Regions from separate parts of the Mus musculus genome. Here region 1 is linked to region 2. A link is a loop called in an ENCODE intact Hi-C map of the cell type or tissue named here. Cell type or tissue: gastrocnemius. All regions are shown on one strand. Links, peaks and the distances in the headings refer to the core of each region. The heading gives the core; the rest is flanking DNA. Region 1 has its middle 16 kb from the start of Cd93. Region 2 has its middle 56 kb from the start of Gm46770.

The links. A loop is a pair of places that touch in the nucleus more often than their neighbours do. Peaks named below come from ENCODE experiments on the same cell type or tissue, not always from the same donor. Only the 100,000 strongest peaks of a DNase experiment are listed, where the experiment ranks them.
Region 1: it touches region 2 in a loop (2.7-fold over the local background); 2 of 42 quality-filtered maps call a loop at or near these places.

The regions. Positions count from the first base shown.
Region 1 is chr2:148,425,081-148,430,467 of GRCm38, reverse strand. No RefSeq gene overlaps it. Among named protein-coding and RNA genes, the nearest start is that of Cd93, 16 kb to the left of the region's middle. In gastrocnemius, for the core only: no CTCF peak of the experiment used is centred there; no DNase peak of the experiment used is centred there; H3K27ac peaks cover 4,549 bases.
Region 2 is chr2:148,502,977-148,508,363 of GRCm38, reverse strand. No RefSeq gene overlaps it. Among named protein-coding and RNA genes, the nearest start is that of Gm46770, 56 kb to the left of the region's middle. In gastrocnemius, for the core only: no CTCF peak of the experiment used is centred there; a DNase peak (open chromatin) is centred at 2,547; H3K27ac peaks cover 4,118 bases.

The sequences.
Region 1 (5,387 bases), core at 70-5,069, 78 kb after region 2:
CTTCATAGGTTGCTTATGTGTAGAGCCTGTCCCTGAAAGCCATTCAGACATCCATCAGCAGCAAACTGTAGATGCTCAAGGATTATCTATAGAGGGAAGCACTCCTCACTAGGAAGTGTCACATAGTTAATGAACAATCAAGGAAGATTCAGAGGAACAGGGAAAGCTAGATGCTTAGGAATAACTTGCATTAAATTCTTGAACAACAAAAATTAATCTTTGATAAGAGAAGTTGGTAAGCAGTTACGTGAGAGGGGAGTGAGGTTTACTGCAAAGAACTAAAGGACCTTCTCAGAACCATGGAGATGGCATATCTTGATCAGATGTTGGCTGCATGGACATTTGCATTTTCAGCACTCATTAAACCCTAAACAGAAAATAGGTACATCTTATTGAATACAAATTACAGCATAATAACACTGATTTTAAAATGCTCCCTGTCAATGTATGAGGAAGACAAAGGTTTACAAGTTATAGCCTGATTAATTTTTCTAGAGGAATGAGATGTGTTTTCCTCAGGCTTTATTATTTCAGAGGTAGTAATGAGTGAATGAATCTCTTGTGGTGTTGAGTGGCTTAGTGCTTCTCTACTGTCGATCCTTGTACAAGCCCACTAATCAGGGTTAGTGATTGTGGAGACCCACTCCTGTGACACCACTGCCATGAAAGCCTTTCCACACAAAGGAGCCTAGCGATCAGGGAGCTCTTTAGTTATACTAACCTATACCCAGCCATTCACACTCATCCCGGAGGATCTCCAGGCTGCTCCAGTGCCATGTTCTTCCAATGTTGTGGTAACTTTGCAAATGTAAAGTACTGGCCTCTTTCTTTCACATCCTTTTGCATTTACTTCTTAGACAGAGCCAATCAACCTGGCTCTGCTTTTTAAGGGAAGTCTTTTTTTTTTTTTTTTCTTCACTACGGAGACAACCTTTCCTATTATTAAACTTCATGAGGAAAAAACAACCATAGCAAAGCTTCTGGCAGAGTCTACAGGTGCCAAGCTCATAGTGGAACTGGGATCTGGGATAAAGTCATGGCTTTTCATTAAGAGGGATTTTGGGTTTGTTTTGTTTCCACTGCATAAAGACCAGATGCCCAGTTTGACTTGTTAAATGCTTGCTGGGACTGGATTGGATGCTCAAAGGGTTTCTGGCTGAAATTAAGTGATGTCTATTAACTTTAATTGCATGTTGAATGGTCTTTAGCATGAGTTATTTATTCTTTCTGAGCAAAGGAAAAGATGACTCATTTGAGCCTCATTATTTCAAAATCTGGAGTCACATTGAGTTGGAACCAACCCATGCACCAGCTTCACAAACAAGAAAACAACCCAAAAATATTTCTAAGAGTTTGTTAAAGGAAATTAGTTTCATAATAGGCTAAGCTGCTGTTCTACTAAAAATTCTTCTGGTGGGACATTTGCCTCTATGTTTACATTTACACATGTATATTAAAAGATGTATTGTAAATGAATAATGTACAAATATAGAGGGCCAAAATATCTTGTAGATACTTTAATCTGATTCTGATTATGTATAAAAACTATATTTAACAGTGAAATTGCTTCTATATGATAAAGTCTAATGGTCAAAACATTTGTGTTTTTCTTAAAATGAGACATTCAGAGTATCCAAATGAGGGCTTCTGCAGTGGCTGTTCGTTGTACTTTCTTTGTCTCTGTGGTCTTTCATCACCAGTGTGTGACTTTCAGTCTCATGATTGCCAGATAACATCTATATTTCTCAGTCTCATGCAAAAGGTCCACCCATTAAGGCACTCTTCTTGGAATTTTCTTTGGGAGGGGTGCTGGAGAAAGAGCTTAGCAGTTAAGAGCAATTATTGCTTAACTGCTCTTACACAAGATTTGAATTTGGTTCCTCGAACCTACATATATCTACTTATATATCTACCTATAATCTATTTCCAGAGGATAAAACGATCTCTTCTGACCTCTAGGACTTTTGTATGCACATGGTACACATATAGATACCCAGGCATGCGTGTGCTCATACACACACACACACACACACACACACACACACACACACACTAAATAAATGTTTTTAAAAGTTTTGTGTTTGTTTTGTTGTTGTTGTTGTTTTTTTGAGACAGGGTTTCTCTGTGTAGCCCTGGCTGTCCTGGAACTCACTCTGTAGACCACGCTAGCCTCGAACTCAGAAATTCGCCAGCCTCTGCCTCCTAAGAGTTGGGATTAAAGGTGTGCACCACCACACCTGGCTTTTTAAAAAAAAATTAAAAATTATATGCATGTGTACATCTATCTGTGGGTATGTGCTTTTAAATGCAGGTACCTGTAGAGGACAAAGTCATCACATATCCCTGGAGCTGGAGCTGGAGGCCGCTGTGTGCTGCCTGACATGGGTACTAGGAACAAAACAAAGGTCCTCTGGAAGAGCAGTATATGTTGTGAAATGCTGAGCCATCTATCTAGCCTCATTGCTTTGTTTCTAAAATACTGTCTTGCTGTTCAGCTTGTGCTGGCTCCAAACTTTCAAACCTCCTTCCTCAGACTCTTACAGATGAGTGTGCCACAAGCCCTTGTTAACACGGAACTTGTATACTCTATGGGTTTTGACACATACAGAGTGGTTAATTATACATTCTACCACAGCAGTATCAGACATGGCAGGTTTAGTGGCAGGAACGCCCCTTGTGCTCTGTCCATTCATCCTGTTTCTCTTGAGAACTATGGCTTTGTTTATTGATTGCACAATTTTTTTCCTGGAATGTGTCTTGCCTACTGTGTAGCATTTTCAAACTAGCTTCTTCCACTTGGCAGAGTGCATTTAGGGCTTCTCAAGCCATTTCCGTGACTTGATCATTTATTGATTTTAATCAATGGCTAATATTCTATTGCCAATTATCTACTCATTCACTGAAGAACACTGTGGCTACTTCTGACTTTTGACCCTCAAAAATAAAGCTACTAAAATATTCTCATACAGATGTCTATGTGAAACTAAGTTTTCAATTCATTGGCATAAATGCCTGGAGGTGGGATTAATGGATGATAGAATTAGGGTGTGTCTAGTTTTGTAAGGAATGGCCAGCCTTCGAGAGAATCCAAGTCACTCTGCATTCCCACTACCAAGGGCCATGATTCTGTTCCACACTGTTCTCAGCATAGATGTCATCAAGTGTTGGATTTTAGTTATTCTAATAGGTGTATAAGGTACACCACTGCTTTAATTTGCAGTTCCCAATGAGATATGTTGCTTACATACTTCCCTGCTATCAGTGTCTCTTAAGATTTTCTGGGCCATTTTTTCACTTACGTTGTTTGTTTTCTTACAGTTGGGTTTTAGGAAATCTTTGTGGCCTTTGAACAACAGTCCGTGCTCAGATAGGTATTTTGCAAATATATCATCCAAGTTGTTGGTAGTTTGTCTTTGAATTCACTCAGCCTATCACTCACACAGCAGCTGTATTATACTGTTCACTTTTGCTTCTCTTGGGTGTTAGGAGTTCACCGAGTGGTGGAGTGATGTTGTGGTATGCGCCAAAGTGTATGGTGATACAGAAACTGCAAGCCAAACAAAAGCAAGTGCTTTAATTACAGTGTTGCTGTATGCAAAAGGCTGGACCCAGGGACGATGCTTACTCTGTCATTTGACACTCCCCCCCACCCCGTGAACAGTAGGCCATCAATTGAGAGTCATATTTGAACTTATCTTGATATTGAGGGAGTTGTGAAGAAAGGATTTCAGCACTCTACAGACCTGAAGTTGGAAGGGAAGCTGTGGAAGAAAGGGCAAGAAAATTCAAAGTTGAAAAAATCTGTACCAACTGGAAGAAGATATGGATGAAGATCTGAAGAAGGCACTCCCAACCCCATGATGTAGGCTTCATCCTTATTTTGAGAGAAAAGGCTGGGCTCAGGGAGATTCGCTATTCCAGAAAGCCAGGTAGAGTTGAAATACATGCTCATGTTGATGTCATGACCTGGCTCTGTGTTAAGTGTAATGTTTGAGATTCAGTCACACATTCAGTTCTTTAAGCTCAATAAGCCACTATGCATCCGCTGTCCTGTTGATTAGAATCTGGTGCTATAACTTGTGTTCTGGAAGCTTGGTTCCCATTATTATACTGAGCAATTAGTGGACTCTTTAAGACACAGGGCTTACAAGAGATTAGGGTCTATATCAGGGAGCGAGTTAGTTTGCTTAGTAATGTAGTACTTTAAATGAGGTCGGGTTGCTAATGGCAAGGTTTTTGCCATGCTCAGCCACTTCCCTGTGTACCCTCTCACGCACTCTTGTCATGTGACACCATCTGCCAAAGCCTGTGAGCTGAATGACTCTCTTTACTTTATACCATTTCCTGCTTTAACATTTTGTTACAGAAAAAGAAAACAAACTAATACATATGGGTCTTTCTGCTGTGGGACTATTTTGAATACTGTGCCTGTGCATCTTAATTTATCCAATGCCCCATCCACAACACTGTCTTAATGAAGACTTGACACACCTCAGAGGCAGACCCACACACTGTATATAAAAATAGAAAAGCTCATATTTCTTTTGACGTCTCCTTTTGCATAAGCCATTTCAAGGGTAGACATGTGGTTACAGGCCGGATATCAGTGTTTATGACTTACAACTGAAACCTGGTTTCACAGATGCCCTGTGCTTTTGGACAATTTAATCTGCTTACATTTGTTTCCATCCTCTGTAAAATGGGAATAATAAAAATAATGTGGACACTTGTTTGTTATAAGAGTTTAAGGAAATGATTTTTGATTTATACTTGATATGATGCCTAACACAAAGCAAGTTGTCAGAAAATGGAAAGAATGAGGGGAAATGATACATAATACAGGTCTAATAAATATTAACCAAAAACTGTAAACATCAGGACATGACAAGAACTCTAGAACTTTCCACCAGGGGCATCTACAGAGTAATTGTTTTATAACATTTCTAAGAAAATGATTCAATAATTTGAAAATTTCTAAATTGCCCAGTTGTCAGGCATGTAGACTGTTTGCTTGTTATTTTAAATGTGATTTTGCCATTGGTCTTAGAGTAATATGGCATAGTTACATGATTTTGGCTAGGATGTATGTCACCATTCCTGGAAAATGAAATGTCATAATAGACCTTTATACTCCAAAGAGGAATCTGAGGAAGACTGAGCCCCATAACCACAACTGTCAATGTGTTCTGCACACCCTGGTGCATCAGATCACTTACAATGTAAGACCCTCATTGTCGACAGGTTCCTGAGATGAATGCAAACTCCTCCCATCACAGGCTGTACCAACACCATGCTGTGCACAGAAAGTTCTTTTAAAGGGAAACACAATGAAAGTGGCAAAAATCTAGAAACACATTTTCTTTAATTACAATATAGATGTTGACACT
Region 2 (5,387 bases), core at 237-5,236:
TGCATGCATTGTGTTCCACTCTGTCAATTAGGTCCCTTGACACACAATTTGATCTTGATATAATTTATTTATTTTTAGTTTTATGTTCTGTGTTTTGGGGTGTTATGTTATTAAAAATTCAGTGTCATAAGAATTTATCTTTTTTCTTCTCAGAGTTTTAAAACATCAAGTCTTGTGTTTGAGGTTTTGGTACATTCTAAGGTAATTTTGTATATGGTGTAAGGTAAGGGCTGTCATTACTCTTTTCTGTAGAGACCCAATTTCTATAGCATCATTTATTGAAGAGACTGTCTACAGCTTCCAGAATGGCTTGTGTCTGGGAACTCTAGTGGGGTGAGGGAATAAAGAAACAACAAACGCATAGACATACTTACAGAAAATCTTGCGTAGAGGGGGCCAAGCTCACGCTGATGAAAGGCACTAATTATGCAACAACCTAGACCCTTTACACATTTATTACATTCCTCTTGGCTTTTACCATTTCTTTTGACTGCCCACCAGAACTAGAGATAAGACCCATTGCTGAAAACACAATATACTTTGGTTGCAGGACAGATTAAAACAATGCTAGAACTGAGCCTGAAGTTAGCTAGCTTCTCAGTGCCAGAAAGTGCTACTGGGGGTTGGATGAAGTCATCAGTGGTGTTGTAATGCAGGGGTGGATCCTGCCTAGTAAAGTACCCACCTGCCAGGCAAGATGTGCTCCCTAGTACAATAGTGTCATAGCTATTGTGGCTTTCTAATTGGATTTGAGGCTGACTTCACAGGAAGGAATTCAGATCTAATACTGAAAACCTGGTCAAAAGCTTGTGATTGAGGAGGCTGTGGACTCTAAGAGGGATAGGAAACCTACCATTGTGTTTCACTGATGGATATGTCCTCAAACTGTCTTCTAAATATTTATACTCATAGATTGGTTCCACTTTTAGTCAGAAAAGCTTCTTTTAGCCCTGAGCAGTAGTGAATACAAGACTTATAATTGGCCAAGGTGCTGAAAATAAGTGATCATAAAGCACACAGCCTAAAGGAACATTTTTAGTGTTGTTTCCAAGGCTAAGGAGCATTGCAGAAGTGTGGGTAGAAAGTATGTAAAAGTTGGAGGGTAGGAAGGAAGGAAGGAGTGCTGTAACGTGCTATCTTCTGGACATGACATGACCTCACACTCAGAAACTCACAGCTGCATAAAATCAAGCCAGTCCACATTCCTACAGAGGTAAGGGAGGGGCTCACATGTCCCCACCCCTGGCCTTGGACTACTGGCAGTTATTGTTGCTAGAGGTTGGAAGTCATTTTTCTTTAGTAGTATAACCACTGGTAAGTTGCCCATGCTTTATTAAATAACTCCTCAACCACGTTCACGCAAGAAACCCTAATTAAAGTCAATGAATTAAAAATAAAACAACATAAAAGTAGGAAAGAATGGAAAGGGAAGAAAAGAGAGTAATATGAGTGAACATGACAAATATAGAAACATAGAAAGCATACAAATAAAATTTTAAAATTAAGAAAATATCTTGAATTCTAGGATGGAATTTTATGCTTCTAAAACAAAAGCAAAACCACTCCAGTTGTGATTTCCATAGGAATCACATTAAATCGCCAGATCACCTTGGCCATAATAACAGTGGTACATCTTGCCTTATATACATGGTCTTGGAAGGGCTCTCCACTCACTCATTACTTCCTTTATCTTGTCCATCAGTGATGTGTATTTTCAGTGCACAAGTCTTTTGCCTCACTGGCTAAGTTTATTCCTATGTGTTTTATCTTTCTTATGCTCTTGTAAATGGAGTTGTTTACTTAATTTCCTCGTCATATTGTTCTTTGTTGCTGGATTCTGTAAGATCTTTGCCCTGGTAGGTGTCGCTTGTCATCTAGCTAAGGCAGTAAGATGTTAGAAACCTGCATAGCTAAAGAGCCCTAGGCACCCTCAGTTTAGCCCTGGAGAAAGAACATGAGTCTATATAGGCCAGCTTTTTTCAGTGCCCACATGATACCCGGTGCTCACTGGATAAGCATGGCAGCAAAAACCTGGCCCAGTCATGCTTTGCCCAATGAAGATGCTAAAACTCTCAGATTATGCTTGCTATGGACATTGAAAGTGATCATGTAGCTTATCAGTGATTCAGGCACATAAAACAAACCAGTAATCAGAATTGATGTTCTGTAGAGCTCAGCCAATCTCCTTCTCGTCTCATCCTGAATAAACCGAACTGATAAACAGACATTAAAATATAAATAAATAGATGTTTGCTGAAATTGCAATGCAGGAAAGAGACACAGACACCCGGCTTGTAACCACAAAGGTACAGAGATGGGAAAGCATCACATGGCCCTCACCCTCTCTTTGAAGAGCAATGCTTTTTGGCAGGGAAAGTATTCAGATTACCCCTGTTATGGGGAGGGAGTGATCCTCTATTGTTGATGCTGCTGTCTCTAAGATCTGCAGTCTCCAGGGGAACTATTTGGGCATTGGAAGCTGGGGAGCTTAGCCACCGCCCTAAGGTGCCTTATCTTTAGCTACACTTCTGGAGCAAGGCCAATGATCTCACTCCACCCGTTGTAACCTTTTCTGACTTTAAGTTCCTGGAATTGTTAGGACAATCCCTTTGGAAAGTCAAAGCCAGCTTTGCACCCTTCAAGCTGCTGTTCACGCACAAAGAAGGAAAAGATTGAGTTGGCTGCAGAACTCTGCTGGAGCCCCACCACACTCGGGGTCCTGAGAAGGAGTTAGACTGTCTTCTGCTGGGTCATCCAACAAGAATGGGGAAGTAAGACAAGACTCTACAAATATATGTTCAATTCCCCCAAAAGGAAACTTTTAAAGAATTATTCAACTCATACAACTTATACCTCTACTTTTCAATATGAAATACAGACATTTAGGACACACAGAGAAACCTAGCCCCTCCCCAGCTCTCACCTATCCTGACAGTACATAAGATTTCACCCATAGTTACCTAATGACCTCATTAGGCTAGCCCTGGAGACACATGACTGCTAAGGCACACTGAAGCATAAGTGGCTACACAAAAGCTCGTGATGCTTTGCTCTTATTAAAAAGTCATTCAGAGGCAGATGGTGGTGGTAGCATGTGCCTTTAATTCCAGCACTCTAGAGGCAGAGGAAGGCAATCTCTGAATTCAAGGCCAGCTTGGTCTACAGAGTGAGTTCAAGGATGGCCAAAGAAAAAACAGAGAAACCCTGTCTTGAAAAACCAACCAACCAACCAGTCAGCCAGCCAACAAACCAGCCAATCAACAAAACAAACAAACAAACAAACCAATAAGCAAGCAAACAGTCATACATAATTCAAAGATGGCAATGGCAGGGTCCTTCTCGGGAGTGGAAGAGTGGCATGTAGAAGCATGCTTGAGTTCTTGTCCTCGACTGAGGACATTCCTGAGGTTTCATCACATAGGACTTCTTCCTTCACTTTGAGTCTGCTCCTGGGATGGGACAATCTCCCAATCATTCGGCAAATATCCATTGCACTGTCTGAGTGGCAGAGCCAAGCTCTGGTATTGGTTACCCACACCTCTCAGCTTCAGGGCCTGTTCTGTCTCCTATTGTGCACTGAGAGTAGTCTTTACTCCCCAAAGCAATAAAGTCTTTCCCCTCAACCATATCCATTCCAGAAGAAAGAAGTTGCATGGGGTTAGTCTTCTCCATTTTAATGGTTTCTGATCTTCTCAGACAATGAAGAACTCACTTATGCAGATAGCAAAGACAATTCTATTATTTTCTGGGTTTGGACTTCAAGTACTGAATTCATACTGTCCTTTAGGTCAGTGCTAAAGTAAGCCAAGAGGTGCCCATAGAGTGAGTCCAGGATCCAAGAGAGGGCACTGCAGTTGTCCACTGAGCAATTCATGCCCTCCTCCCTTGGATCCACACCATGGACCTAACAAGCTCCATGAGGACTCGAAGGAAAGACTGCTGTGACTTGTTTGTAGGTTCCCAACTATTGGACAGAGATTCTTTGACCTCTGTATCAGTCATCTTGGAAGCTACCTTCAAGGTAAGACAAACCCCTGTCCAGGTTGACTGGATAGTCTCACTGCTCTGGGGTATGTGTGAGATGATAAGAAACAGGAAATAGCCAGGGCATGATCCACATACCAGAAAACAGACTTGTGATGTCAGAAAGACAATCAGTGGAGGTTTAACTGATAAAGAAAAAGGACTGCACTAAAGTCACCACGGAGATTCAGAGGAATGTGAGTGGCGTATGCAGTTTTGTGACTCTGGAAAGGCCTCACCATATTTCACGTGTGGAAGAAATTTCTGGAACTGTTGCAGCCTATAGATTGCTACCCAGTTACATTCATGAAGTTTGAGGCCAATGTGAGCTCTCACATGCCATTAAATCTTTATGAATATGACAACTGGAAGCTGTTAAAGACTCAACTAATGCTCATGAGACTAAGTCTTTCTGTTATAAAATAAATAAGAAGTATCTTTAAAAATACGACACCATAAGGGCTGTTCTCTTGTAGAGTCAATGATGTTCTAGAATGACAGGATGCTGGCTTTTCTGGGCCTTTGTCTGGATGTGCCACCTGTCTGGAATAAGATCGGGGAAAGGGAACAAGCCAAACATTTTCATAGAACTTTGGGTACATAAAGCAAGCAGTGCAGATCATATTGGATACAGAGCATGGACTTTACCGGTGGGATCAGTAGCAGAACACTGGAGCCAACTGTTACCCAGATTCCATCTATTGCAACATAAGAACTTACAGGATACTAATTCATGTGACTTTCACAGACAGAAAACATTGATAAGTTTGGAAAATGTCACTTCAAAGTAAAACAGTTTTTTTTTTATTTACAAATCATGGTGCCTTTCATGTACTAACACAGATATGATTTAGTGACAAGGAAATAACACTCAACTCATTTGACAAGACACTTCTATTTTCTTTATTTTTATTTTTATTTTTAAATGCAATATATATAAACACACACTGGAGTCAAAGACAGCAGCTTGGTAAATGCCTGCCAAAATATTTGCAGATAAGGGAATACTGTACATTTATTTCTGTATAGAGTGTTCTCTTTTATGTGGGAGGTGGTAAGAGAATTGTTTTCTGACTGCTTCAAAGCTTTTGTATGGGTGAAGCCTGGATGTTTTGTGATCCAGGGACAGAACCAACCTTGGAAATAGTGCTCAGCAGTTTTGCTATGTCCATGCTTCTGCATGATGTATTTTTGTCACAGGGAGACAAAAATACCAGACAAGCCAGAGGCACTGGGTAGACGTTGTAAGTCTTGTCTAAGTTTCAACAACAACAACAACCTGCTTTCTTAACTATTTTTTATGGAGGCCAGTACTGACACTTATCCCACATCTGTCTAGGGTGTCTAAACTAGACAAGAAGCCA